7 separate regions of the Homo sapiens genome follow, and all the other regions are linked to region 1. Evidence: chromatin loops called from intact Hi-C (ENCODE). Cell type or tissue: chondrocyte. All regions are shown on one strand. Region 1 holds the start of PTPRU (protein tyrosine phosphatase receptor type U). Region 2 has its middle 240 kb from the start of LINC01648. Region 3 has its middle 47 kb from the start of LINC01648. Region 4 overlaps LINC01756 (long intergenic non-protein coding RNA 1756). Region 5 overlaps LOC107984933 (a long non-coding RNA gene). Region 6 has its middle 3.2 kb from the start of SDC3. Region 7 has its middle 47 kb from the start of LINC01756.

Region 1 (4,000 bases):
CTCTAGGCCTCACTCCCAAACTTCAGTTCCTGACAGTCCTCCTGCTGGCAGGGCTTGGGGCTTGTGAGTGTTCTTGAAATCAAAGCGATGGTGGTAGGAGCGGGGATGGGGCGCATACAGAACCCCGCGGGTTTGATTTCACGGTGGGAGAGGGAGGCAAAGTTGCCGCAGGACATGGGGGAGAAGTTGGGGAGGATGGGGTGGGAGGTCGCCTTGGGCGTCCTTTCGGGAACGGGGAGGTCAAAGCTAAAGCTGTGCCCTATGGCCCCGGAGCTGCAGGGCGAGGCCCAAGCGCTGGCCAGTGGCCGGCGCGAACGCTGGAGCCACAGGAGTTCCGGCCCGAGACACCGGAGCCAGCAGCAGGGCCGCGAACGCGATGCCGGGGAGGTCAGTTGTCTGCGGCTGGCGACCGTGAGGAAGCGGCTCCGCTCCAGCACGTGTCTCGGCTCGGATCCCGCCCCGGGCGTCTCCCGGCTACCCGGAGCCCGCGGAGCAGCCCCGCCGGTGGCGAGGGCGGGGGAGGTCACCCGGAGCAGGGCCCCGAAACTCCGCGGGAAGGGGCCGCGGTCTAGGATCCCAGGCCTCAGGGTGGGATGTGGAACACGCGCACGCACACACATCCGACACACCGTCCACACTCCGACGAGCACACGGACACACAAACACAGGCTCCGTATACATACATTCAGCTGCGCGCACACACACACGCGCACGCACACCAAAGACACCAGACTCCGAAACACACCCGGAGAACGCGACCACACAGCAGACAAGCGCGGAGCCACACGCTCACACTCACGCTCACACTCAAGCACACACCTGGCGGTCCCGGCCGGCCGGGAGGCCGCACAAAGTTGCAGGCTCCACCAAGGGAGTGTCCCGGGAGGCCCGGGCGTCCCCCGCGCGTCCTGCGCGCCAAGGGAGGGGGCGCCGTCCCCCGGCGGCGAGCCAGGCCCTGCCCGCGCCCGGACGTCGCAGCCCAGCCCGGGGACAGCCCCCGCCCGGCCGCCCGGGGCGCAGCCGCGGCCCGGCCACCGCAGGAGCGCCCGCCGGTCCGGCCCTCCCCTGCCCGCCCGCCGGCCCCTCGCTGGGGCCCGCTGGCCCGGGCGCCCCGCAGCCCCGGCGCCGCCTCGGATCAGCCGCCCGCCAGCGCCGCGCGGAACTTGCGAAACAACAAACAGTCCGACATGCCCGAGGCGGCGGCCGCGGGGCCCGGTCCTCCCCTGAGCCTCGGGCCCTGCCCGACCCGGGCAGCCCAGGGGGCGCCGCCGCGACAACTTGTTCCGGCCCAGCGCGCCACACACGCGCACACGCACACGCGCGCACACACGTCCTGCCACCGCCCCCTCGGGCGGCCCCGGGACCAGGGCACACTCGCAGCCGCGGCCCAGGCGCGCTCCACACTCGCAACATTCCTGGACGCGCAGCCAGCACACACGGACACATTCGCACACACTCACATCCGTTCCAGACTCGCTCCCACACACGCATTCCCGGCACACTTGGCATTCACTCGGACCCACGCGGCCCCCGGCAGCACACACCACATACCCTAGACACTCCCCACACGTACACAGCGCACGGACACACACGTTCCGGACCCGTTCCCACGCCTTCACACATGTACACGGATCTCAAAAGCACACACGCCACACACGCGTTCCCGGATCCACACTCAGGCGGGATCCAGAGAGCACCCTTGGCCACAGGCATAACACAAACACACAACCCACTCGCAGACACAAAACAAACAGCACTCCCGGCCAGGCATACAAAATGCAAACAAATGCAACACATTAGCAGATACAACTCCCGCAACACAACCAAACTCAGATGCACACACAACCCACTTGGCCACACAAACACTACACACTGGCAGACCCACAAGACACTCAGCGCACACCCAATGCCTCGATGCACACAACATTCACCCCCAACATACTCGCCGACACACATCACCTTTTCTTGCGCACAGAACTCACGGACACACAACATTCGCAGTCACGCAACACCCCGGGCACACAATCGCCCATCCTACGCTCAGACACACACAGGGAGCACGCTCGTAACGCCCGGTCACTCAACACTCACACTTTCTTCCGAGCTACGCCACGGGCCCCGAGGCTCGGCGGGGCAGGCTCGGTCCGGCCGCCGCGCGCTTACCTGCCGGAGTCTCGGTCTCCGGCGCGCAGAGCTGGAAGGTGAGTGCCAGCACGAGCGCCTGGGCACGGGCCATGGTTGGAGCGTCGCCGCCCGTCCCGGGGCCCGGCGCGGGGGACGCCGCCCCCGGAGCCCGAGCCCAGCCCGAGGCGAGCCGGAGCCCGAGCCGGAGCGGAGCGGCGCGGCGCGGAGCGGGACTGGCGCCGAGTCCAGAGCGCGAGCCGGAGCAAGCGGGGCGCTGACGTCAGGCCCGGCCGCGGGTTCGGCGGTCTCGCGGCGCTCCCTGCTGGCCACGGCGGGTGCTGCAGCGGGTCCGGCCGCCCGCTAGCCCTGGCGCGCCCCTCCCCCGCTCCCGCATCCTCCCCGCCATGAGGCCCCGCGGCTGGGTCTGGACGCCCACGGACGTCTCCACGGACCGGGCACCAACACTGCCAGGCGAGCACGCTCATGGCCCACGCCTAGCTCCCGTACAGCGCTCTCAGGGACGGTGACCCAGGGACACCCGGCCTCTGTCCCATCCGATGCCTGAATCCCTTGTACCTTGGCGCCTTCAAATGCGTGTTCTACATACCTCCAGGAACAGGGCGCTCATCACCTGGCCAAGAGCGGTTGTTGGGGCTTTGGAAACGCCGGCTTTTAGAAAGTTTTTCATTTCATGACGTGCAAGTCTACCTCCCTCACTAGCCCTCACTGGTCCTACTCTACCTTCTGGCTACACAGGTTAAATGTATTTGGGCCTCTACCCAGAACGAGCCCTCGCACTATGATCTGCAAACTCGTTGCTCATTACTATGTAAGACCAGGTACCTTCTATGTGTTTAACCCACATGGACTCATTTAATCATCATATATTAGGTATGCAATAATTATACTGCATAAATACTGTTATGCAACAGTATTTGACAGCACCGAGATTTGAATCAAAGTTGTTTGGTTTGAATTGAATAGGGGCTGAGACCTTCCTCCCATCTGGACACCTATTCATTCAACAAATATTTATTGGGGTCTATTCATTTATTCAACAATTACTATAGGCCAGGGTAGAGATATAAAACAGACAAAAATTCCCTACTCTCATGGACCTTACATTCCAGTGGGAAGACAAGAACAGTAAACAACCAAAAAAACAAAAACAAAAAAGCAAACCCTCTGGTGTACGTCCTTTATCACTGTCTCATACACCAGGAAATTTGGGGGTGGTGGGGGGACAGGGAAGGGAAGGGGAATTGTTGCAATTTCAAATAGAGTGCGGGCTATATGATGAGTTCATTATCTGTCTCCACCTCTAGAAATGAGCTCCCTTGGGAAAAGACTCATCTTGTATTTCCGTGCCCAGTATATGGCATGTTTTTATTATTTTATTTTATTTTATTTTATTTCAAGATGGAGTTTCACTCTTGTTGCCCAGGCTGGAGTGCAATGGCGCAGTCTTGGCTCATTGCAACCTCTGCCTCCCAGGCTCCAACAATTCTCCTGGCTCAGCCTCCCAAGTAACTGGGATTACAGGTGCCCACCACCACGCCCGGCTAATTTTCGTATTTTTAGTAGAGACAGGGTTTCACCATGTTGGCCAGGCTGGTCTGGAACTCCTGACCTCAGGTGATCCACCTGCCTCAGTCTCCCAATGTGCAGGGATTACAGGCGTGAGCCACCGCGCCCGGCCTCTGGCACGTAATTGATGCTCAATAAATACTGACTGGATGGAATGAATGAAAGGGAAATGGTCCTAGCCTTCATGAATCTTACATTCTATTAGGAGAGCCCAACAGCAAACATGTACATAAATATATCATTACCATCTAAGATATGCAAGCTAAAGGAAACGAGGGAGTATAATGAT
Region 2 (4,000 bases), 560 kb before region 1:
TTCTGTTCCTCTAGAACCACTCCTGGTACCAAAATCTGTATTAGTCAGGGTTCTCTAGAGGGACAGAACTAATCGGAGATATATATATACACATATGTATATATATATTTTATATATATACACATATGTATATATATATTTTATATATATACATATATATATTTTATATATATACATATATATATATATATAAAAATTAACTTACATGATCACAAGGTCCCACAATAGGCCGTCTGCAAGCTTGAGGAGCAAGGAGAACCTGTCTAAGTCTCAAAACTGAAGAACTTGGAGTCTGATGTTCGAGGGCAGGAAGCATCTAGCACGGGAGAAAGACGTAGGCTGGGAACCTAGGCCAGTCTCACCTTTTCACGTTTTTCTTCCTGCTGTATATTCGCTGGCAGCTGATTAGATGGTGCCCACCAGATTAAGGGTGGGTCTGCCTTCTGCAGCCCACTGACTCAAATGTTAATCTCCTTTGGCAACACCCTCACAGACACACCCAGGATCAATACTTTGCATCTTCGATCCAATCAAGTTGACACTCAGTATTAACCACCACACAGGGGGACTTGGGGAGAGAAACTAGAGCCTTGGGGGCCTGAGGGAGGGGTGTCCTGGGAGAGAAGGAGGACAGGAGGGAGAGAGGGAGGGAGGTTGGGTTTTGAGCCTCCACTTCCCCCCAGGCCCCATGCCGGTCACTCCACACACTGTCCCATGTGATGCCCACCACACTTACGAAGGTGCAGTTCTACCATCTTGAACACCGGCAGGTACCTGGCCCCATGCTCTGTGCTTCATATGCATGGTCTCATTTCGCAGTCTCAGCATCCATTGGAGAAGGAAGCTTTCTCCGCATTTCCTGGGTGAGCAAACTGAGCCCAGGGAGGTGCAGTCACGTGGCCTCAGCCATGCAGCAGACACACGGTGACTGAGATGGACTCACACTCACTCTTTGGATTAGGGAGCTTCCATTCTCTCCAGGGTGCCTGAGGGGTCTTCCTGGGGATCAGTCCATCAGATTTCAATAAAGACACAGAAACCACACAGTGATCTGAATAGGAGACATTTTCTATACATAATTATTAAACTATGATAGAAGAGTGCCTAAAATGATGTCAGGAAGAATCGGAACAGCACCCTAGGGCTGAAGAAGACAACCTTGGAAGGACCTGCCCCCGAGGCTGGGGTCCTGACTTCGCTGGATGTCTGTGGCTGCAGCCCCTTGAATGGCAGAGAAGGTATTGGGTCCCAGAGGTGCTGGTTCATAGATGCAGGTCAGGCTGGCAGGCAGGAAACACCTCTCTGGGCACAGGAGAGAGAGTGGTGTGCACGTGCAGGTGGAGGTGTGGGCTGGACCACAGCAAGATGGGCACTGGGCTCAGGATGGGCTATGAGGTGGTCGAGGGACCATGCATTCTGGGTGCACAGCTGAGGAAAAGCCCCAGAGGATGTCCCCCCGCGTTCATACCCTAAGAGAAGATGCAACAGGAACAAGAAATTGCACAACAGAGCTCTGTGGACCATGAAAAGGCCCCTTCCTCCACAGTGTCCCTCCGGCGCCCTCTACTGACAAAGCTTGATATCGTGCTTGCTGCAAAGAAGGGCTTAGAGTCCAGTCCATCAAGGAGCAGGCACTCACGGGGAAGTTGGAAGCTGAGAGGCAAGAAGAAACCAGGGCTCTGCAAACTACGGCCACCATTCAGACCTGGCCTGATGTTTGTTTTTCATGGCCTATAAGCTAAGACTGATTCTTTACATCTTTAAATAATTTAAAAAACGAGAAAAATAATCTTTCAAGACATGTTAACGTTATATGACATTTAAACTTCAGTGTTCATTGATACATCTTTAATTGTATCACTTACAATTGTGGAAATTTGTTTTCTCTCTGGTTACATGAATACGGTAGTCCTCCCTTATCTGCAGTTTCATTTTCCAAGGCTCCAGGTGCCTACAGTGCAGTACAAGAAGACAATTTGACAGGGAGGGAGACCACATTCACATAACGTTTACTACAGTGTATTATTATAATTGTCCTATCTTATTGTTGTTAATCTCTTATTGTATCTAAGTTTAAAATTAAACTTGAACATAGGTAGGTATGTATAGGAAAAAACATAGTGTATATAGGGCTCTGTACTATCCACTGTTTGACGCATTCACTGGGGGTCTTGGAATGTAGCCCCCATGGATAAGGGGGAACTATTATACCATACCTATATTATATCCTTGATTTGTCTCTTGGCCCACTTGCCCTAAAATATTTATCACTTTGTACTTTACAGAAAAAGTTTGACAACCGCAATAAATTAAGAACTGGCGGCCAGGCGCAGTGGCTCACGCCTGTAATCCCAGCACTTTGGGAGGCCGAGGCGGGTGGATCACTTAAGGTCAAGAGTTCAAGACCGGCCTGAGCAACATGGTGAAACACTGCTCCTACTAAAAATGCAAAAATTAGCTGGGCGTGGTGGCACGTGCCTGTAATCCCAGCTACTCAGGAGGCTGAGGCAGGAGAATCGCTTGAACCCAGAAGGCGGAGGTTGTAGTGAGCCAGGATCACGCCACTGCACTCCAGCCTGGGCGACAGAGCAAAACTCCATCTCAAAAAAAGAAAAAAAAAAAAAAAAAGAACTGGCTAGGACTCTCTTGATCACCATTACTAGTGCCCCATCACCACCCCTCATAATAGTCAGGTCTTGGCTGCCACCCCCTGACCAGGCAAAGCCTCTAGACAGTTAAAGCTAGGAGACCAAAGAGGAGCCCACTTAGGGACACTCACACAGATCCCTTAGAGTAAGAGATCCAGGAGGCTGTAATCACGCCTGTAATCCCAGCACTTTGGAAGGCCAAGGCAGGCGGATTGCCTGAGCTCAGGAGTTCAAGACCAGCCTGGGCAACATGGTGAAACCCCGTCTCTACTAAAATACAAAAAATTAGCCAGGTGTTGTGGCATGGGTCTGTAATCCCAGCTACTCGGGAGGCTGAGGCACGAGAATCGCTTAAACCCAGGAGATGGAGGTTGCAGTGAGCCGAGATCTTGCCACTGCATTCCAGCCTGGAGGTGGCTGGGTTGGAGAAGGTGTATAATCTCTGAAAAGACAGTCTTCTTTCATAGGATTTGCCCTGTGAGCAAGGTCACTGCTCGCCTCAGAAGCTTTTGGGAGGAGGAGGTTAAAGGGATCCAAAGCTTCTGGCGCTCCTCAAATGGCAGGGATGAAATCAGCTCTCTCTGACCAGGTCTGAGCAGATTGCTAGTGTGAGAGACTGGAGGCCCTCATTTCTGGAGACTCAGACGCCCCGATGCCAGATTGCCCCATACCAGCCCCACACCTGCCATTCCAGCACCCATCCCATTCAAGACACGCCACCTCAAAGCCTAAGACCTTTACACTCATCTTTTCCAGTCTCTGGGGCTCATTTCACAGATGGGGAAACTAAGGCCCAGAAAGGTTCACCAAATACCAGCAAATAAAAAGTGGAAATAGCAGGTAAGTTGGAGTCACAGGACTGGCTTGCAATTCCAACCTAATCTGGAGTGCCTTAAGAAAGTCCTGGACATCTCTGAGTCTCCATTTGGCATCTGTAAAATGTTCAGCCCCCTCCCTGCTCCCTATGCCTAGCCCAATGCCCTGCACCCATCTGTCTGCCTTAGCTACTCTCTGTCTGTAAAACAGGTCTGTAAAATGGATCACTGTGAAGTTTAAAACTTAGACAAGTTTAAGATTAGAAAACCCCTGTAAAGACTCTAGCACATAGTAGGTGCCCTAGAAACAGTAGCTCTATAGAGAACCAAGCCTGTCCTTATCCAAATCCCCAGGGCAGATACATGACAAGATACCTGATGCCAGCTGAGCTCTGGTGGCCAAGACTCCCACCCACAGGGCAGCTCTGAAGAGGAGGTGGTGAGGTCTCAGTTTGCAGGAAGCCCAGGAGCAGCTCCTGTCTCCTCCCTTATTAATTGTACCCATATCTGGAACAGATGGGGAAAGGGTGTCTTTTT
Region 3 (4,000 bases), 850 kb before region 1:
TGGCGCTGCAGGACCTCACAAGCGCGGCTGGGCGGGGCCGGGAGGAGGTGGGGAGGGGTCTGCAGAGAGAGGGAGGGGAATGGGGAGGGAAGGAGGGAGGGAGAGAAATGGGGGAAGGGGGAGTATAAGCGAAGGAGAGGACAAAAGAGGAGAAGTGAGGGGAGAGGAGGGGGAGAAAGACAGAGAGAGGGGAGAGTGGGTGGCATCTGAGCTGGTTCATCTAGGTGGAGTAAGAGTTAAAGAGGAGAGAGAGAGAGAGAGAGAGGAGGCCAGAGGGAGGGAGGAAGATAGAAGCCTCCTCCCCTCCTCGCTATTCAGGAGGTCTGAGGAGCCCAGATCCTCTTGGAACACCCGCTCCTCCATGCTTACAGAGAGGTCACTTCCTCCCATAGCCCTCCCTATGCCCTCTGTGGTCTGACCCAGGTGGACCCCAGCCCCATCTTTCCACACCTCCCCACCCTCCCCACCCTGCCCTGGCCAAGCAGAACTGCTTGCCGTTTCCAAGGGCACCAGGCTCCCCCTCTCTGCCAGTGCCCTGCCTGTGCTGGGCTGCTGCAGTAACCTTCTCCCCCTGAGCCTCTTCCCCTGGCTCCCCGACTTCTCCTTCAGGTCTCAGCATAGACACCACCTCCTCTCAGAAGTCCTCCCCTTCTCCATGTCCAGGGCCTGGCCTGCCCCTAGCTCCCCAGCCCCTCCCACATCTTCCCCCATCTCAGCACTGGCCAGGCTGGGCTGTGATTGATTCTGTGTCTGTTCCGCCAGCCAGACCGGAGGCTCCCTGAGGACAGGGACACGGCCTTGTCCCTCTCTGCGTCCCCAGGGTGGCCAGCCCAGTGGATGAACAGCCACAAGTGGGCTATAGATGCTGCCTAAGGGATGAATGGATGATCTCGGGAGGGGCTGGGTGTGGGAGATGAGGAAAGAAGGGACATGGAGCAGGAGGGAGAAAACAGCGGAGAGGAGGTTAATTAGGAGAGAGGCCCTAGGACACCCCAGCCACCAGGGTGCAGGGCCTGGGCCCCAGCACCGCGGGATTCCCGCCCTCCCATGGACCTCAGTGATCTTCCTTCTGAGGTCAGTGCCCACCTGGCTCTGGACCCCTCTGACGATCAGGAAGTTCTTCTTCCTCGTGGGAATCAGGGCTGCTTGAGTCACAAGTGACAGAATCTGCTCAGCTGCAGAGAAGAGGGGGTTTGGCATAAGGACCCTGGTCTCTCAGATGCAGCCAGAACTCAGGAGGGACCCGGACCGGAGACAGGAGCACCAGCCAGAATGCAGACTGACTCTCTTCCACCCACCTCATAAGACTTCAGGTCAGGTCTCTACTTTTCCCATTTCTCACGAATCAGAAATGCATGCATCAGTAGTTCACACAACCAGAAGACCCAACCAGGCTCTCTGTCTCAATTTAGAATTGGTAGCACAGGTACTCTGATTGGCCAAGCCTGGGCAGGTATCTTCTCCTGGTCCAATGCACTGATGGGGTGGGGAGCAGGGCAGGGTCACCAAGCAGAAACAGGGTTTTGGGAGGCGGTGCAAAGCACACTGGGAAGTCGGGGCAGGGAAGACCACTGGCATCCTCACCATGACTTTGCCCTCACCATGATGAGTTTGTGCAGTACCTATTCTTTGCCAGACACTCAGAGGGGCCATTTGACATCTCAGGGAAACATCCTCAAACCAGTTCCTGCTTTCCCATTTGACAGATGAGGGCCAGGGGCCCACAGCCCTGTGCTCGTTCCACTTCCCGTGCTCCCACCTTCTGCTCCCTCCTCTGCCACCGCCCTGCTGGATTTTCTTGGCTCCCTGTCCTCTCTGGACCTCAGTCAAATGGGGAGGACGGAGAGAGCTGTGAGGCTCCCTTTCACTCTGGCACTCAGTCTCTCTGCTCCATTTGAAGGCAGCTGCAGACCCGACATATCTTTCATACCCTTCCCTCACCAGGATCCTTTTGCTGTTTGGGGCCCTTGGAGAAGCCCCTGGGTAAATATTAATAGCACAGAGTTGTGTTTATGTTGGAGAAAGAGGGTGAGTCATTTCCTGCTTCTCTCCCAGACTCAGGATTGTAGCTAAGAATATGTCAGATCTTTGGCATGGCTGTGTGAGACCTGGCTCGATGGGGTCTCGCTGGAGTGAAGCCATGGAATGGCTGCCCCACCGACCACCATCCCAAAGCCAGGCCTGGAGGCTTGGGGTCCAGCCCCGGCCCAGCCCTGTCTGTGCTGTGTGGCTGGCTCTGCCTCTCGGGAGGATCATTGCATCTACCCAGCAGGCATAGAGGAAGCAGGCATGTGGAGCCTGGCACACGGAGGGGCCTGGGGATCCTGGTTCTCTTGCTGCTGCCTTCCCCGTGCCCTGCTGATCACACTCATCTGTCTTCCCTTCCCGGTGTGAACTTCTCAAGGACAGGGCGCAGGCCAGGTTTCCCTTGGTGGCCCAGAGCTGGCACAGGGCCTGGAACTTTGGAGGGGCTCTGTCCAGCTCATGTTGACCCCTTCACAGTCCTCAGCACCTTCTGGGGTGCCTCCCAGAGGCCAGGCTTGTGCCTTTTTAATGTGCTTCTAGAGAAGAGCAAGTGAGCCAGAGTAGACAATCAGAAAACAGATCCAAGTCAGACCAAGTGGAGTCCCTTTGCCAGAAATCTGGGACTGAGAGAATCTGGTTCTATCTGGGCTGTTCTGTCAGATGGAGGAGACATTCATGCTCAGGACCTGAAGGCCACTATCTTCTGTCCTGCAGATGGAGAAAGGAGAAGCCGGGTCTGCTGTGTCCTGGGCCTGTCTCCTTCTGAGGCTGGCTGCCTTGTCATCCTGGGGTTCCAGGAGATGTCCCTTGTGTTCTGCTTAAGCCAGTTTGAGTTGCTTCCTATAGCTGCACCACAGCACCAGCTAATCCGCTCACAGAAGGCCTCCATGTGCCAAGCACCAAGCCATTTCACGGCATTACCTTACATAGCCCTCACTTCCGACCTACCAGGTGCACATTATCATTCTCCCATCTCAGTGGGACAAAATCACAAAGTCACAAAGCTGGCACTGGGCGAGTTCAGGTTGATTGCCTGAGGTCCCCTGGAGTAGAACCTGATTTTTCCCCATAGCCCTAGTAGGATCTTCTGCCACCCAGACCTTCTACAATCAAATGGACTGAGCACCCACCAGAGCCCACCAACTCAGGCCTACGTGCTCAGCAGACCTATGGGGAGCTGGGAGCTTAGGGAGTCCCTGGGGCCGCCCTGCAGTGACCAGTCTGGAGCTTGGAGAGGAGATAGCTCGTGGGTGGTGTGGTGGGGTGGGGTGGGGGTCACTGCACACATCACTATCCAAACAGGACAGTCTGGCTCTCCATTCCAATAGTCATTTGAATGATCCGAGGATAATTGGAATCACAGAGCCATCTACTACTTCCACTCTCAGGCCACAGATGATTGTTTGGTGGCTACGGGCCCCGCCTGGTGCAGACACCGAAATGACCTTCCATTTTTCTCTCCCAGACGAGCCAGTGGATTCTTTCCAGGGCCAAGGTTCCCACTCAAACCTGAAACCCCCTCCCCATCAGCCCTCCAGGCACTGAGAGTAATTGGCTACCTGTGGCTGTCCCCAGGGGTGAGTGACCCCAGTGCTTTCAGGTAGAGCTATTTATAAGGAGGGAATGGGAGGCAGGGGCACCTGAAGCCTGTCCTGCTGACATCAGCAGACTGTTGGCAGTAGCTGTCTCCACCGTCCAGGAGCTGCCTTCAAAGCGAAGGGGAGTAGCAGTGGAGGATGCTGGAGGCCATTGAACCCAGCTCCTTCATTACACTGCCGGGGGAAACTCTGTTCCAGAGAGGAATAGACACAAGCCTAGTGTCTCACAGCAAGGCTGTGATGTGGCCAATGATACTGAGTGGATAGAGATTCCATGAACAATACTGAGTGGGTAGAGATTTTATGAACAATGTTGAGTGGATAGAGTTCTGCCAGGCATTATGCAGAACTCTGGACACAAGTGTAAGTCAGACAGA
Region 4 (4,000 bases), 100 kb before region 1:
GGAACGACTAAGTGGGGAAAAGAGAAAAGTCAGTGAAGCATGAACTAAGCACTAGGCAGTGGGTTACAGCGACGGCAGCTTCGGGGCTCAGTCCTGCTGGGGAGCCTCTGAGGCCTGCGTGGAAGATGCCCCCAGAGCCCACTCTCATGACTCAAGGGGTAGTGGGCACTGTTCACCACCTCTCGAGGCATTAACTCCTCCTGTCCCCTGTACTCCTAGCTGACACCTGCCACACAGACAAGCAAGTTCTCCAGGTGCCAGAGAGAGAAAGAGATGCAGGCATTTGAGGTGGGAAGCTGTCAGCATGCTCAGAACTGTCTGTAACTGCAGAACTCAGAGTGCCAAGGGGAGGGGGACACCAACCACATCTGTTACAGCATCTTAGGAAAGCTGACATCTGAGCTGGGTTTGAAGGTGAGTAGGAGGTTTGCAGCTGGAGCAAGCAGGGTGAGTGGCTCATCTGGGCAGTACAAACAGTATGTGGATGGGAGGGGAAGAAATGAAAGTGGCTCGAGGGGCCAGAAGATTTCAAGAAAGGAATTTATTTTAAAATTAAGTATGGGGGAGATTGAGCAGGCTTTATGCAGGGAAGTCAGGGGTGCTGACAAATGCCGGGGGAAGTGGGGACAGAGAGAGAGAACGCTATAGGGACAATGTCCCGCAAAGGCAGAAAGGAATCAGTCCGGAAGGTGGAAACGGACTGGCCCTCAACCAGAGGAGAGAGTCTGTCCTGAGATAGTTAAGAGTCCTCTTCCCAAGCGGGCTGAGAACAGGTTCAGGAGAGAAGGGAGTATTTGAGAAAGTCAGGTCACTACTGGGAGTGAAAAAGCTGATGGTGGGACTAGGGGAGAACTTAAGAAAGGTGGAGGATCTGAATAGTCCTTGAAGGGAAGGGCGGTTGGAGCAGATGACAGGGAGGTGGCAGAAACGATGGGTGATGCTGGAGCCCGCTGACGTTGGCAATCACCCCTTGGCGATGTTGCCAGTACTCACTAAGTGCAGTTTTCTCAGCAGCTTCTCAGCAGCTCAGAACAGGAGTTGAGAAAGCAGATGGCTGCCTTGGCAAGTGGCTGGGGATTGGTAAGGCAGGGAGGCGAGAGGAGAATGTCAGCCACCTGCAGGCACAGAATTCCTCGGGGAAGGTTTCACTGGCTTTCCATTGCCTTCCTACCCTTGGACCTGGGAGAAGAATGGGGAAGGGTTGAAAAGACCAGGGCTAGGGGTTTCAGTGCCTAGGCTCTCATCCAAGCTCTGCTGCTCACTTTCTGTGTGACCCTGGGCAAGCCACCTCCCCTTGTAAGACCCCTCTTTCTATACCTATTAATTCAGGACTTCTCATCCTCAGCACTACTGACATTGCAGGCCAGATAATTTCTTGTTGAGGGGCCAAGGCGGGGGCTGTCCCATGTATTGTAGGATATTTAGCAGCATCGCTGGCCTCTACCCACTAGATGTCAGTAGCAAAACCACATTGTGATAACCAAATGGTCCCTGGGAAGCAAAATTGCCCCCAGTTAAGAAGCACTGTATTAATCAGAATAACGATAATACAACTGGAATAATAATGTAAGTGGAATAATAATGACAAGATCTATCCAGCCAAGCCGTAAGAAGAAGGGTTGTCATGAGGATCACAGAACATCATGGAAATTGAGGTGAGGAGAAAGCCTTTGCAGGTCATTAGAGCAGCTTGGATGGAAGTAGGCATCTGACACAACTTCTCCTCACTTTCCCCACCTGTAAAGGACATAGGTTAGAAGCTGAGCTGGGCCTAGAACCCAGGCATCCTGATTCCCAGCTCTAGGCTTTGGCCTTTCTGCAAGGCATGCTGGGAAGATGCCACATCCTCATCTTCACCATGTTCACACAGAAACTGGGACTTTCCAAGACGGATCTGAAGGAGGCAGAGGTGAAGAGAAAGGCCAAGAGGAGAGCAAGGGGGAGGCCAAATCTTCATCTCAAATCTGATTAAGATGGAGACAGCAAGGAGGCCAGATGCCAGGGTGGAGAGTATGTGAATAGAGACCATTCAGAAGACAGAGACCACACCAGTAACCTAAACATGGAAAATGTAATGTAAAGAACTGTTCATGAGGCTGGGCGCGGTGGCTCACACCTGTAATCCCAGCACTTTGGGAGGCCGAGGTGGGTGGATCACCTGAGGTCAGGAGCTCAAGACCAGCCTGACCAATATGGTGAAACCCCATCTCTACTAAAAATACCAAACTTAGCTGGGCATGGTGGTGTGTGCCTGTGGTCCCAGCTACTGGGGAGGCTGAGACAGGAGAATTGCTTGAACCTGAGAGGCAGAGGTTACAGTAAGCCAAGATCACGCCACTGCACTCCAGCCTGGGCAACAGAGAGAGACTCCATCTCAAAAAACAAAACAAAACAAAAAAAAAAAAAACAAAGAAATGCCATCCATCTCTATAGCCTTTCAATACCCCTCCACTGCCCTCTATTGACAGAGATTAACATTGCACCAGCCTGCAAACAAATGTTTATAGGGTCCAGCTCCAGTAACACAAAGCAGGACACAGAAGGGTGGACTTGAGAAACAATTGGTGGAACCATCACAGTCCTTGCCTTTGACGAATCAGCTTCCATATATATCTACTACACACTTTTAAACTTCCCTTCACAACAAGGCAACTCTGTGTTTCCACCTAAGGAGATGCAGTTATCCCTTGTACACATAAGGAAGTTCCCACCCTTGCCTCAAAATAAGGAGACACGTAGTTCCAACATCATTCACCCCTTGCTGGCTATATGAACAACTCCTCAAAATCAGCACAGTCACACTGAATATTCTGTTTCCTAAAGGCCATATGGTAAAGTTAACCTCCAATAACTGGTATATAAATAACAATGGGGAGAACACATGAACACAAAGAAGGGAACAACAGACACCCAGGCCTGCTTGAGGGTGGAGGCTGGGAGGAGGGTAAGGATCAAAAAACTACCTATTGGGTACCATGCTTATTACCTGGGTGACAAAATAATCTGTATACCAAATCCCTGCGACGCATAATTTACCCATGTAACAAACCTGCACATGTAACCCCTGAACCTGAAATAATAGTTGGAAAGAAAAATAGGCCAGGCACAGTGTCTCACACCTGTAATCCCAGCACTTTGGGAGGCCAAGGCGGGTGGATCACGAGGTCAGGAGATCGAGACCATCCTGGCTAACACAGTGAAACCCCGTCTCTACTAAAAATACAAAAAATTAGCCCGGCGTGGTGGCACACTCCTGTAGTCCCAGCTACTTGGGAGGCTGAGGCAGGAGAATCACTTGAACCCAGGAGGCGGAGGTTGCAGTGAGCCTAGATCGCGCCACTGCACTCCAGCCTGGGTGACAGAGCAAGACTCTGTCTCAAAAAAAAAAAAAAAGAAAAAGAATAATACCAACGGGAAGAAGGAGAAGGAAACAATTAACATAGTCATAAATATATACACATAACAATAAATGAGAAAATATGCAAAGCTACTCTAGTCCTCATTTCTGTAACTGACCACAAGGCCATAATTTATATCTATGATTTCCTTCTTCCACTACCCATTCCGAATCTTCCCTACCCTCAACCAGAACCTCAGCTAGTTGGGGTTTTTTTTTTACCAGGAAGAGAAAGTCAAAACTTCATTCTTGAATGATAGGAGCCCTCAATTATCCTGCCTTTTTTGGATTGATGAAGTTCTCCATTAACCTGTACAGTTGGGCTTGGAAGTACTAAGAGGCACACCCGCAGAATCCCCTTAGTTCCAGACATAGCCCTCCTGTCCCCATCGTGTAGAAGCAATCCAATTTTTCCGTGGAAACCAGGATCAATCATTCCATCCAAAAGAGTAACCCTTTTATCGGCCTGTTTGATAGGTGACGTAAGAACCCCAAATGGCTAGAGGCAGTCTCATCCTTCCATTCATTGGAACCAACGTTGTGTCCTCTAGGATTCCCCCCATCCTTGCCTTAGGAACAAAGATATCCAAGCCAGCAGAGTTC
Region 5 (4,000 bases), 220 kb before region 1:
AAACTTCAGAGTCCTCGTGATGGCCATGGCATTGTGCCTGAGCCATCGACCATCTCCAGCTGGCCCTTACAGCCCCATCTCCTCCCACAGCCCTCATGCACTGCCGCTTGGCCACCCTGACCTTCACAACACTGCTAGATGGTGCCACTGCTATGTCTTCGTATTCTGGCCCTGATCTCAGGATACCCTTCCCTCAGCTCCAGGCAAGGCGGCACCTGCTCATGCACAGACCTAAGCCTAAAGTCACCTCCTCCTAGAAGCCTTCCCAAAAGGACCTCTGCTCCAGCCACTCTTTTCCACAACATCCTGCTTTATTTCCTTCATGGCACTCAACACATTCTGAAATGATCTTGTTCATTCATTCATTGGTGTGTTTATTATCAGTCTCCGCCCTACAAGCATGCAAGCTCCGTAGGGGCAGGACCTCGTCCATTTTGTGCCCTGCTGCATCTCCAGTGCCTTGCATGGTGCCAAGCACAAAGTAGGGAGCTGAGAGACACTTGTTGAATGAATGAATGAATGAATGAGGTGGGCAGGACCCCAGACCTCCTCCCTCCAGTGCTGGGCTCTCCCAGTTCCACAGTCATTGGGAAGGAGGGGTTTTCAGGACGGTCAGTGGCTGCAGGACACAGTAGGGCCTGTCCCCAGGATCCCTGGTCCCCTAGTCCTCCTGACAAGGACTGTCCCCCATATCCAAGGGGTGTGAAGTTAGCATGCACCTCCCCTTCTTTCCAGCTCTCTGCTTACACCTTCCCCTCTCCCTTCCATGTGCCAGGTCTGGACAGAGCCAGCCTGACCACCAGAACCTCAACAGACACCAGCTGCCCAGGCCCTCGAGGAGGTCTGAAGAGCTGAGGTCCAGTGGGAAGCTAGTCCACCACCTTCAAGGAGGCCTCAGGTCGGGGGGACAGTCCTGACTTCAGGAGCCCTCAGTCTGGAGAAGACACGCGCCTGCTCTCAGGAGCCTCTAGGGGGTGAAGTCAGACACCTGCCCAAGGAGGCCGCTCTGACTAGCGGGGGGAGGCAGCCTTGCCAGTAGAGAGTCCAGTCTGCTGGGGAGACCTAGACCTCACCAGGGGCAGGAGCCCTTGCGGGAGGCCAGACACTGCCAGGGAGACCCCAGTCCCTGTAGACTCCAGTCCCTGTAGACTCAGAGACCTGCACTTACATTATTCAGAAACAGGCACGCAAGGTGGCCCCAACTCCCAGGTGGCCAGCCCCCTCCCTGAGGCAGAGGGGCAGCTTGGGGAGGTGGGGCTCCCAGATGGTGGACCCTGGGGCTGAACTGCCAAGAGCATCCATCTCCACGGAGGCCCAGACCCTGTCAGTGTGCTCCCTGGACTGGTGGTGGAAGGAGGGAGCCCGGATCCCAGCCTCGCGGTGCCCACAGCCTCCTGTGGTATCATGGACGGGTCCCTGTCCACTCTGAGACCATCTCCTCATCTGTGGCTCTGATGCTGCCTCCAGGCTGGGATCTCTCTGCTCTCTTCACCTCACACCTGCTTCCCCCTGCTTCACCCTATCACCTGTGTTCTTGATCCTATAATTGTAGAAACAGAAACTTGGCTAATTTCTTGGGCCTGCAAATTGCCCAGTGGGGAGACTGGGTGGGCAGCCCCCGCTTCCACTCCATCGCCCACCCTGATGCATCGTCTGACACTTTCAATTTATTTTTCAATTCCTCTACCATCAGAAATGACGATTAGATTTCCAGCAAAAATACCACGTTACCAAACTGAATTAATCACGGCAAGGAGGGGCACACACAGGCTCCAGGAGCCTGGGCAGAACATCCCAGCATTAACACTTCCATCCTCACCCAGGCACCCATCAGCAGGACAGAGGCTCCAGGCCTCCCAGAAGACGCCACTCAGCCATCATTGGGGTCACCTAATCCCAGACCCCCTCACCCTTTGCAGCCTCCCTCCTGTGGGCGTTCGGAGGAAGAGCCTTGTTCCGAGGAAGAGTCTTGTTCAAGGTCATGTGCCCCATCAGGACAGGGGGCTCATCCACATCCAGAACATAAGATGAGACTACCCAGGGTTTGGCATTGTCCAGGCCACATATGGGATGGGGCTCCTGCAGGTGTGAGGGTGGGGGCATCTGATGATCACAGGGTCTGGGCCCACAGGGGTCTTGGAGGGACCTGGGGGAAACTTCCCACCCCTGTACCACAACCAAGGCATTGCCCCTCCCTGCCAAGGCCATTCATTGATCAGTCCAACCACAGCTAAAGTTGACCTCAACTGTCCCTGACTACAGGTGTAACTGAGAAGAGAAGAAGGAGGAGGAGGAGGAGGAGAAGGAGGGGGGGAGGAGGAGGAGGAGGAGATGAATAGGAGGAGGAGGAAGCCGGGGAGGAGAGCAAGTATGACAACAATACACTTGTATTTAATGCTAACCGCCGGAAGGGGGAGTAAACTTGGAAGCAAGTGGTGTTTTAAGAGCCCCTCCCCTCTCCAGGGGCAGAGCCAATCTTCCCCTGGGCCCAGATTAACAGTAACAACAACAATCACTAGCAGGAGCGTCTAACAAGTGTGTTTGGTCCCTCAGGCACACTCTGTCCCACCCAGGGCCTTTGCACCTACAGTTCCGTCTCCCCAGAGTGCCCTCCTCCCTCCTTTCTGTCTCACTAACGCCTTTGTCTGTCAGAGCCCAGGTCAGATGTCACTTTCCCAGGGAAAACTTTCCCAGGGAAATCTTTCCTGATCACTCCCTCCCTCCTTTGGTAATCCACTCCCATCCCAGCCCCTCTAATTCTGTCTCATAGCACTTGCCCAGATGGGTGAATGTCTACTGGAGTGATTATTTTATTAATGTCTATCCCCTGCTGGACTCCGACCTCCAGGAGTGTGGTGGTCATGTCTGTTTCACTGCCCGTGGGAACACAGCACCCAGCACAGTGCCTGGAACAGAGGAGGTGCTCAGTAAGTGCTGGTGGCGTAAGTAGGGCAGAAGATGAGGCAAATAGATAAAGAAGTCCTTAGAAAGAGTGAGTCTTCCAAAAAGCACTGACCCTGGCCCCAGCCCCAGCAGCAGGGCAAGCCCCGATTCCCAGCTCCTGCTGGCACTGCCTCCCCATCCCCATGCACACATATCTGCCCCTGCTAAGTGACTGGCTGCCTGGCTCAGAAGGAGTTAACAGCCCAAGTTGCAGCCCAAGACCTCTGCAGGACCTACCTGGTTGACTGAGCCCTGTAAGGGTAAGCAGGGGTGGGGACCGTCTCAGGGACCCTCTCAGGAGGCCTGTGCACTCTGGGGAGAGTCAAAAGGACACCCTTCCCCTCCTGCATCCCCGTGCTCTGATTCAAAGCACCGCCACATCCCTCACCTCTCTTCTTCTTGAAAGCAGCCCTGGAGCAGGCTGCTGTCTCCCACATGAAGAAGAGGCCCCGGGAGGAGAGGGCTCAAGGCCACACAGCTGTTGGTGGTGGAGCTAGACTGAGCTCTGTCAGGTGGTTGGACACAGCTTCGGCTTCCACAGTCCGTGAGTGTTTTCCACCCTCCCTGCAACCCTTGCAGGAGCTCCACCTCAACGCCAGTCTGCCTCTCAGACTGCGGCTCAGGCCCAGACCCAGATTCCCTGCTCCCCATCCTTCAAAGTGGCTGAGGATGACAGAAGATTCCCCAGGACATCTGTCATCCCAGCGAAGCCTTTAGAAAGGAGAAATGAACTCACATCTCAGTTCTCTCTATTCTGGGACTTTTTATTAATTCATTCACCCACCCACCTGTCTATCCCTCCACCCACCCATCATTGGCTGAGTAGCTACCGTGGCCCAGGCACTGGCTGAGGCCCTGGGACACCACAGTGGACAGAAGAGGCCCCATCCCTCCCCTCGGGGAGCCCACATGGTAATGGGGAGAGATGACAGACACATAAAGGACTGACCAGCTGTGGGGCATGTGGGTGGCGATGAGGTCAGGGACACAGGACAGGTGAAGGGGCAGCGCATGATGGGAGGGAGTGGGACAGTGACACGTGAGACGCAGTCAGGAG
Region 6 (4,000 bases), 1.7 Mb before region 1:
GAGGTGGGACCCACCTTGTTTCCACCCCTACCCAGCTTGGAGTCCCAGAGCTCTCCTCTCCCCTCAAGCAGCTCCCCTCCCCGACTGCCAATCTGGGGCTTCTTCAGCCACAGGCCCTGCTGAGTCTACACAGCCTCTTCCCTCCTACAAGGCCAGCCCAGGCCTTGCTCTGTGACCTACAGGCCACAGAGCTCAAACAAAATCTGATTACTCCCCCTCCTCGCACACCAGCCCTGAGGAACCTGGGGATCCACCAGCCCTCAGGAACGCTTTGGGATCTACAGTTTGCAAACCCTCAGCTCACAGACCTGGAAGAGGCCTGAGTTCAAATCCTAACCTGTGTCTAGCAGCCATGTGTCCTGGGGTGTCACCTACCCTCTCACCCTACAAGGACTTTCCCAGCACACAGGGAGGTCAGGGAAGGCTGGCCGAGCCTGGCTCTGTACTAAGGGCGGGGCATGGCTCTGTGAGACCCTCATATGGGCCAGGTCCCTTCGGCGGGCAGGAGGCTCCCCACGATTGAGGACCCCTGTTGTGGGAAGGCCAAGCCTTCTCCCAGTCACCCTGGTCCGGCCACAGGCCTTGCAGATCCTTCCCCAGTGAGATTTCCACTCACTGGGGCACCAGATGGCTTCTGAGTCTCCCCAGCTTCCCCTAGGAGGACTTTGGGATCCTCCTGATCTGGAGCCCTCTTGTCAGAGCCCTGTTTTGGTTCCTCAGTTTTGGGGGTCACTGACCTCCAAGACTGCTGTCACTTGGACTTTCTCAGAAGCAAGCCTGGGCTGTGGCCTCCATCCTGACTCTTGGGCAAGACCGGAAGTTGTGGTGGGAGATGGTTGGGGTGGGGAGGGAGCAGGATGGAGATGGGGGTGGCGAGGGGAGGCCGGGACTTGTTTTGCAAGCCCTGTGATTGCCTTGAGCTGAGACAGCACTTGTGTTTGGGAGGTCTGGTAAGGATCATAAAGTCCCCTCTGCCCACGGGGGACAGCTCAGCACAGGGTGAAAAGCCAGGGCTCTGTCATCACATGCCTGGTTCAAATCCTGGCTGCCCACTTCCTGGCTGGGTGACCTGGGATAAATTATTGAACTCCTGTGAGCCCCAGATTCCCCAGCTGTGAAATGGGACGAAGTAGAGAGCAAGCACCTGGACAGGGCTCACTGTGTGCCGGACTCCAGGGCTGGCCGCTCATTTGGTTCTCATAGTAGCAGCCCTGGGAGGCAAGTTTGCTTGTCGTGCCCAAATTACAGGCCTGTGGGGAGGAGTAGATGAGGGTGTGTTTGGCAAGTGCTCAGAACAGTGCCTGGCAGGTAGTAAGGCCTCCATCAATCTTGGCTTTTAGGATGCCATGGGACTGTTGAGGTCCAGAGAGCTGGTTGTCTTAGCCAATCCCCTGGGGGACAGGTAGAGTCAGGTGACAGCTACTGAGCACCCACTCTGTGTCAGGCCTGGGCGTGCCACTCTGAATAAGGCATCTTAGGCTCACCTGAGTGGAGTTCAGAGATGCCGCTGAGGCGTCCCCACCCCTCTGCTGCTTGGTTAGAGCTAGGAGGCCCTGTCAAGGGCAGAGAAGGCTCTGACTGGGGTGGGGGTGAGGTGGAAAGGTTGAGATGTAGCCACTAGGCGTGCCTTGTGGGGTTCCCCAGGGGCCAGACTGCATGAGTATGTCTGCATGTTGGTGTGTGACTGTGTGAATCCCCTCGGTGACTCTAATTCATTCATCAAACGCCTCCCAATACACCACTGGGCCTGGCATTGCAGTTTAACTGTTGGCCTGGGTCAGGATCTCAGCTCTCACTGCCAGTCGTGGTGCCTCGGCATATCTCCTATCTTCTCTGTGTATTGGTTTTTCATCTGGAAATGGGGCTAATGTGAGTGTGCATTTGATAGAGCAGTGCCTGGCCCATAATCAGCTCCACTTGGGCCCTTCTATAGCTACTGTTCATTTGGGATACTGAATGCTCCCACTTTTGAGCAAGACAGACAGTAGGGACTGAAAGCAGGGTGGGGAGTGCAGGATGAGTGTGATCAGGATGCCGGCAGGACAGGACCAGGCCTGATCACCCAGAGGACATCAGGAAGACTTCCCAGAGGAGGCAGTGTGTATTCTAAAGGCCGGAGGGGGCTGTGACTATTGTGCCAGGAGGCGGCAGCAGCTGGTGCCTGTGGGTGAGGTTATGGTGCTATGAAGGGAGACCCTGAGTATGTGGGGATGTGGCTCCAATGCACAAGGAGGCCTGGGCAAGGGTGACTGTGCAGATGACCCATGTGCTTGAGGGCAGGAAATGTGTGCATCTGTGAACCCCAGGGAGACCTGGGACCCGGGGGGAGCAAGATGAGAAGGACCTTCAGGGGCCCAGACCTGTCTTAGTTCTGGCTGTGACCAGTGTCTTTGAAGAGCAGCAGGTGGCGCTCCTGGCCTGTCCAGACCAAAGATTCTCCACTGCCCCGCCCCCACCTCTTCCCCAGGATGTCAGGGAAGTGGAGTTGCTGCTTCCAGAAGTCTCAGAGCTGGCAGGAACCTCTGAAGATGGGCCATGCTCACTGCCCATCTTACTCATGGAAACCATCCTAATGGTCTCCCTGCTAGATAGTTCTCCGAGCCTTGAATACCTCTCAAGACAGGATACTTACTGCCTCTTAGAATTGCCACTGCTGTCTGTGGCCAGCTGACATCTGGCTCCTCATAATCCCCACCCTAACCCTGCTGGCCCTTTGGGAGCGCCTCAGGGTTGGTATGTTCCTGGGATCTGCTCAGCATCTCTGAAGGATGATGTTATCCCTACATCTGAGTCCCTTCCTTTGTAAGCTTCATTCCCAGCCACCTTCATTGAACTCCATTACGATGGCAGGGAAGAGCTCATGTAATCCTCACAACCTGGTACCTGGCCTGGCACACAGCAGGCACCCAATTTATGCTTGCTAAATGAATGAATGAATGAACTCTGCGTGGTCATTATCTCTATATTACAGTTGGGAAATTGAGGCTCAGAGAGGTTAAGTCACACATCCAACACAATACAGCTCATAACTGGCAGAACTGGGATTTGAACCCAGATACTTGGCCGACCCAGAGCCAGAGCTCTTCAATTCCAAGCTGTGCTACCTCAACAGAAACCAGTTTCCCACCTATTGCACCCCATCAGCCTCCCTGCCCATCTCCCCAAGGTGCCAGTCAAATTTGGATCGAGCATTGATGTCATGCCAAAAGATTTGAGAATTGAATTTTCAGAGGCTGGGACCTCAGAATTCCTAGTTCGAAAGTCTCCCTGTCTTCCCTGTCCAGGATCCCTGTCAAAGGGTGGTGAGCTTGCCTTTCATACCCTTTAGGGACTGGGCTCTCCCTCCCTCCTGGGGAGCCCCTTCTAATTTATCTCTACTTTATGTTGAGTTGACCTTTGTCCCCTGGTCCTCCTCCCAAGGGCCCTGCAGGACAAGTACAGTTACCCCCAACACCAAAAACCCATGGCTGGTCCCCCAGAGTCTCTTCCTCAAGGCCTGCCCCTCCATTCATCCTGGTTTTGGTTCCCCTTTCCTTGAGGGAATTGTTCCAGTTTCAACTCAATTTCGTTCCCCTATTTTCTTTTCTTTTCTTTTTTTTTTTTTTTTTGTTTTTGAGAAGGAGTCTCGCTCTGTCGCCCAGGCTGGAGTGCAGTGGCGCGATCTCGGCTCACTGCAAGCTCCGCCTCCCGGGTTCATGCCATTCTCCTGCCTCACCCTCCTGGTAGCTGGGACTACAGGCGCCCGCCACCACGCCCGGCTAATTTTTTTGTATTGTTAGTAGAGACGGGGTTTCACCATGTTGGCCAGGATCTCCTGACCTCGTGATCCACCCGCCTCGGCCTCCCAACGTGGTGGGATTACAGGCGTGAGCCACCACGACCGGCCTGATTTCATTCCTATTTTCTAATGGCAGGCTCTAAGCTGGGTGCTGGGACACAGGGGCCAGAGAGGAGAGTAACTGAGGGTAGAGACGTCCAGCCAGCTGTCATCAGCAAATAA
Region 7 (4,000 bases), 160 kb before region 1:
GAGAATGCTAGGCAGACATAGCCAATATGTGGAGTTGAGGCAGAGTACTCAAGGGATAAACAAATTTGAAAGAACTCCCACTCCCGTGCTATGATTCAGACCTCACTGGAGAGGGTGTGGCTGTAGCCACTGAATGGTAAGGAAGTTTCTGAGATTCCACAAGCTGAGGTTGGCAAGCAGGAAACCCACTGTGGTGCCAAACAGGCTTGCCAGCAATCTGCTCTCTGGGGTGCTACCGTACCTTGTGGGGAAATCCACCTCCTCTGCAAGATGGAAATAACAATAGTACCCACAGGGTGGTTGTGAGGGCTGTATGATTCTATGTATGTGAAAGACTAAGAACACGTGATGTTTTTCTAAGTGTATTAAAGTGTAGTTAAGCCGTTGATGAATGTTAGCTATGCTATCACTATTATTATTATTATTACTAGAATAATAATCATCATCATTATCACGAACATCACCATTATTACTGCCATCTCCATGGAAAGAAAAGAGAACTTTCGAGAAGTTGTCTGCCTAGTGCCACTCCCGGGACCCAGCACGCTGGAACCCAGGCCCCAGCCTATCTGGTGTCAGAGACCATGCTCTTTCCACTCATACCAAGCAAGAAGCCTCTACTTCGGTCTCTGTATTCAGTAAATAGGGAAGCTGAGGTTCTGAGACTATAAGGGACGCACCTGGAGCCACACAGTGGGAGAATTCGTTCCAGGCCACCCCCACAGCCTTCTCTGGAAGGAAGCTTGAAGGCAACAGTAATCCTGGTCACCTGTGCGAATGTGAACCCCCTTGACTAATGTCACCAGCAGCTCCTGTCCTTTACTTTCTATCTCCTTGTCCCCCACCTCGTCTCATGTTGATTTAACCTGCAGTTTTATGGTCAATCATCTCATAGTAAATCCATTTTAATCTCCCATCGGGTCACCCAAGCTGTCTTTTTATTAGGAAATAAATAATGCAGCACTTTATGCCACACTGAGGGTTAGCCCTGGGAGCCTGGCAGTGGGAGGAGAGGCTGCACAAGCCTGGAGGAGCCTCGAGACCCCAGAGACAGAGAGAGGTACAAGAATAATTACAAGACGACAGGCGTGTGGGCATGGTTTGTGCAAGACATGAAAGCTGTAATAAAATCGGCTTTGTCTCCAAAGCTCTAGGTGAGATTTTAAATGAAAGGTATCAGCTCGGGGATGCTGGCTGTGCTTAGAGATAAGAGCTCTTAACCTAAGACCCTGCCTGTTGCTTACCTGCCAAGCCACCTGAGCCAGCCTGGCCCTCTCTCAGCCTCAGCATCCCCATCTGACTGACAGGAGTCATTCACCTACCCTGATAATGAGGTCCAGGTCACAAGCTCCACCCAGAGAACCCTGGGTTGATGGCTTCTAAGTAGCCCCAGAGGTCAGCCCTGCCTCTCTCAGAGACCCCTAGGTTAAGGAGCCCTGGGGGTCAGCCCTGCCCCTCTCAGTTTCATCTCTCCTGACTCTCTAAGGAGAAAGGGCACTAGACAGGGAGTCAGGAAACCTGGGGCCTCAGCCTAGCCTGGACAATGATTTGCTGTATAACCTTGGGCAAGGATCTTCCACTCTTGGGGCCTCATCTGTAAAATGGGGGACATGCTGGACACTAATGTTCTTTTCAATGTTCCAGTTTCTGGGGCCTGCCCAGGTTGACTCACTCAGTGGAGGGAAGGTGTGGGGGCTGAAGGGAGCCTCTCTGGCCAGCTGCCCCGCTGCTGCCCGTCTGTGTCCCTCCACCTCATTTCCTTATCCCTGGGGGTCCCATCTGGCCCTGTCTTCATGCCTGCTCCCCAGTTGCCAATGGAAGCATTTCAGTGCATCTCAGTTGGATGCAGAGAACTGAGTCTCTGCCTCCAGATGGCGATGTCCTCTCCTGCTCCAAGCCCTAAACTTAGATGCATTAAACATGAAAATCAGAAGCTCTAGCTACTTCCCCAAGCTGTCATCCTGCAAACTGTGCCTGGAAACGTGGTGCCAAATAAGAACAATAACAACAACACTGCGACTCACTGAACGCTGACTATCGAGGCACCGGGCACTGCCTTCAGGATTCACACGAATTCATCCATTTACTGCTCACAACAAGCCTACCAGAAAGCAATGATTATCCCCATTTTACAGAGGCAGAAACTGAGGCACAAAGAAGGTCAGAGGACTAATAATAGCCAAGCATGGACAGGACTAGACACTCTGACTCTTGAATCCTGATCATGACCCATAAGACCGGCCTTATTAGCTCCAATTTCCTGGACTTTGTCCCAGAAGACCCCAGAGGCAAGCTCAAAGGGATGCTGGCTCCATAGGAGGGCAAGGACTGGCCCCCATCAGCCCCTTCCCTGAGGGCCCCAGAGCCTCCCAGGGATACTTTCCCTACAGAGAGTGAAGCACACTCAGCCCGGCCTCCAGGAGTCCCCAGTACTGCCCAGAAAGGAGAGGCGGGGGTTGGGCTCACCCCCGGGTGTGCAGGCAGAACTGCATTGGGTGGGGCTGGACCCAGGGCAGCCTGAAGACCCCATGACCCTGAGAAGAAAGTCACGGAGCCTGAATGCTCTTAGTGAAGGGAGCACCGGGGCTTTCTGGGTAAGAAAAAGTTCTGGAGTCTGGTCACCCTTCTGGAGGCTGGAGACAGCTCTGGCTGAGCCCAAGGAAGTCATATATCAACACCTCATCTTGCCCCTCAGAGAGTCACCCCAGTACTGGCCACCACCACATTCAGGAAGTGACCACTGGCAAGGACCAGCTTCCTTATTTGTGCCTGGCTGGTCCCCTAGGACCTTCCCAACATACTTCACAGATTATTATTGTCTTAAAGACCAAAAAAAAAAAAACCAGAGCTGATTTCAGAGCTGTCATGGGACAGTGGGGAAGAGGAAGGGCTAGAGGTCAGGGCAGAGGTCTGGGTGACTTAGTAATGGAATGAACTTGTGGCCTCCAGCAATTCACTTCCCACCTTGGCCTTGGTTTTCTTGGTTGTAAATGGGAGCAATGACCTGACCTTACCGGGCTCAGAGAATTCAATGTGATCACGTTGATGGAGCTTTGACTTTGACACTTAAAACTGTGCGATCACCTCTTTGCTTTTGATGGAACATCTTTTCGTGACCTGGGAGGGAGGGAGGCACCAGCCAGTGAGAAGGAACAAGAAAACACTTAAAGTAAAACATGCAGCATGCCTTAGCTTTGAAAATCCAAACCTTCCTCGCAGGTTCAGGTCCAGGCCAGGACGCTCCCGCTGAGTTCTGGCTCTGCCCCTGCTCCCCACACTCAGGGGCTCCTGCTCTGCTTCTGTGTCTGGGCCAGAGCAAAATAGACACCTGGAGCCCGGCCAGCCCCTGGGTTTCTGCCCAGAGAAGGGCCGGGCACCCAGGCAGTGGGAAGGTGCTAGGAGAGGGGCCAGAAGCCACTGGGGAAGAGTGTGTGTGGTGTGTGTGTGTGTGTGTGTGTGTGTGTGTGTGTGTTAGAGAGAGAGAGAGAGAAAGAAAGGGAGAGAGAGAATGGGTAGGTACAGAAAGAGAGCAACAGAGAAACACACACAAGAGATTGGCCTGGCCTGTCCACCCTTCCGCCTGTCCTTGTCCTCTCCCACTTCCATGTGGCCTTGGGTGACCTCAGAACCTTGGTTTCCTTGGCTGGGAAACAGCATGATGCCCATCTCACAGGGAAGGTGGGAGGCTAGAGATGAGGGGTGTCAAGGGTCTGCTTGGTGCCCAGCCTAAGAGGGCAATTTAGCCTTCCTGCCTCTGTCCACCTGCAAACTTCCCTGACCCTCATCCACCAGCAGAGCTGAGGCCTGTGGTGGGCTCCAAACCAGCCTGCCTCAATCCCCTCCTGGCCCCACTGCCTTTTCGCTGGGGCCCTGGGCTGTGGCTTGGCCCCTGTGACCCGGTGGCTCCTCTGTACCTGGGGTGACCACAGCCCTGTCCCACGCTCGGTGAGTCCCCGCACAGGGGTGCTCAATACAGGGTTCCCACGGGTCCCCATGCTCA

Evidence for each region. Peaks named below come from ENCODE experiments on the same cell type or tissue, not always from the same donor. Only the 100,000 strongest peaks of a DNase experiment are listed, where the experiment ranks them.
Region 2: a loop joins it to region 1, with 3 times the contacts of the local background. A loop is called at or near these places in 16 of 110 quality-filtered maps.
Region 3: a loop joins it to region 1, with 6 times the contacts of the local background. A loop is called at or near these places in 41 of 110 quality-filtered maps.
Region 4: it touches region 1 in a loop (2.3-fold over the local background); 24 of 110 quality-filtered maps call a loop at or near these places.
Region 5: it touches region 1 in a loop (5-fold over the local background); 21 of 110 quality-filtered maps call a loop at or near these places.
Region 6: it touches region 1 in a loop (2.8-fold over the local background); 6 of 110 quality-filtered maps call a loop at or near these places.
Region 7: a loop joins it to region 1, with 8 times the contacts of the local background. A loop is called at or near these places in 5 of 110 quality-filtered maps.

Annotation. Positions count from the first base shown.
Region 1 is chr1:29,234,881-29,238,880 of GRCh38, reverse strand. PTPRU (protein tyrosine phosphatase receptor type U) reads right to left here and starts at 2,359. Exons shown (of 30, transcript NM_133178.4): 1 at 2,164-2,359. The coding sequence starts at 2,236. RefSeq lists a silencer at 2,237-2,556. In chondrocyte, CTCF peaks have their summits at 33 and 2,463 (motif pointing left); DNase peaks (open chromatin) are centred at 470, 1,360, 2,120, 2,490 and 1 weaker place.
Region 2 is chr1:29,790,761-29,794,760 of GRCh38, reverse strand. No RefSeq gene overlaps it. Among named protein-coding and RNA genes, the nearest start is that of LINC01648, 240 kb to the left of the region's middle. In chondrocyte, CTCF peaks have their summits at 1,322 and 1,550 (motif pointing left); no DNase peak of the experiment used is centred here.
Region 3 is chr1:30,082,125-30,086,124 of GRCh38, reverse strand. No RefSeq gene overlaps it. Among named protein-coding and RNA genes, the nearest start is that of LINC01648, 47 kb to the right of the region's middle. In chondrocyte, a CTCF peak has its summit at 1,803; no DNase peak of the experiment used is centred here.
Region 4 is chr1:29,339,560-29,343,559 of GRCh38, reverse strand. All of the region lies in intron 1 of LINC01756 (long intergenic non-protein coding RNA 1756), which reads left to right. Among named protein-coding and RNA genes, the nearest start is that of LINC01756, 8.6 kb to the left of the region's middle. In chondrocyte, CTCF peaks have their summits at 1,238, 1,439 (motif pointing right), 2,258 and 2,457 (motif pointing left); no DNase peak of the experiment used is centred here.
Region 5 is chr1:29,452,111-29,456,110 of GRCh38, reverse strand. All of the region lies in intron 1 of LOC107984933 (a long non-coding RNA gene), which reads right to left. Among named protein-coding and RNA genes, the nearest start is that of LINC01756, 100 kb to the right of the region's middle. RefSeq lists enhancers at 640-1,618, 2,704-3,204. In chondrocyte, a CTCF peak has its summit at 2,451; DNase peaks (open chromatin) are centred at 1,050 and 2,080.
Region 6 is chr1:30,909,952-30,913,951 of GRCh38, reverse strand. No RefSeq gene overlaps it. Among named protein-coding and RNA genes, the nearest start is that of SDC3, 3.2 kb to the right of the region's middle. In chondrocyte, CTCF peaks have their summits at 2,152 (motif pointing right) and 2,397 (motif pointing right); DNase peaks (open chromatin) are centred at 1,551 and 2,391.
Region 7 is chr1:29,394,744-29,398,743 of GRCh38, reverse strand. No RefSeq gene overlaps it. Among named protein-coding and RNA genes, the nearest start is that of LINC01756, 47 kb to the right of the region's middle. In chondrocyte, a CTCF peak has its summit at 1,880 (motif pointing right); no DNase peak of the experiment used is centred here.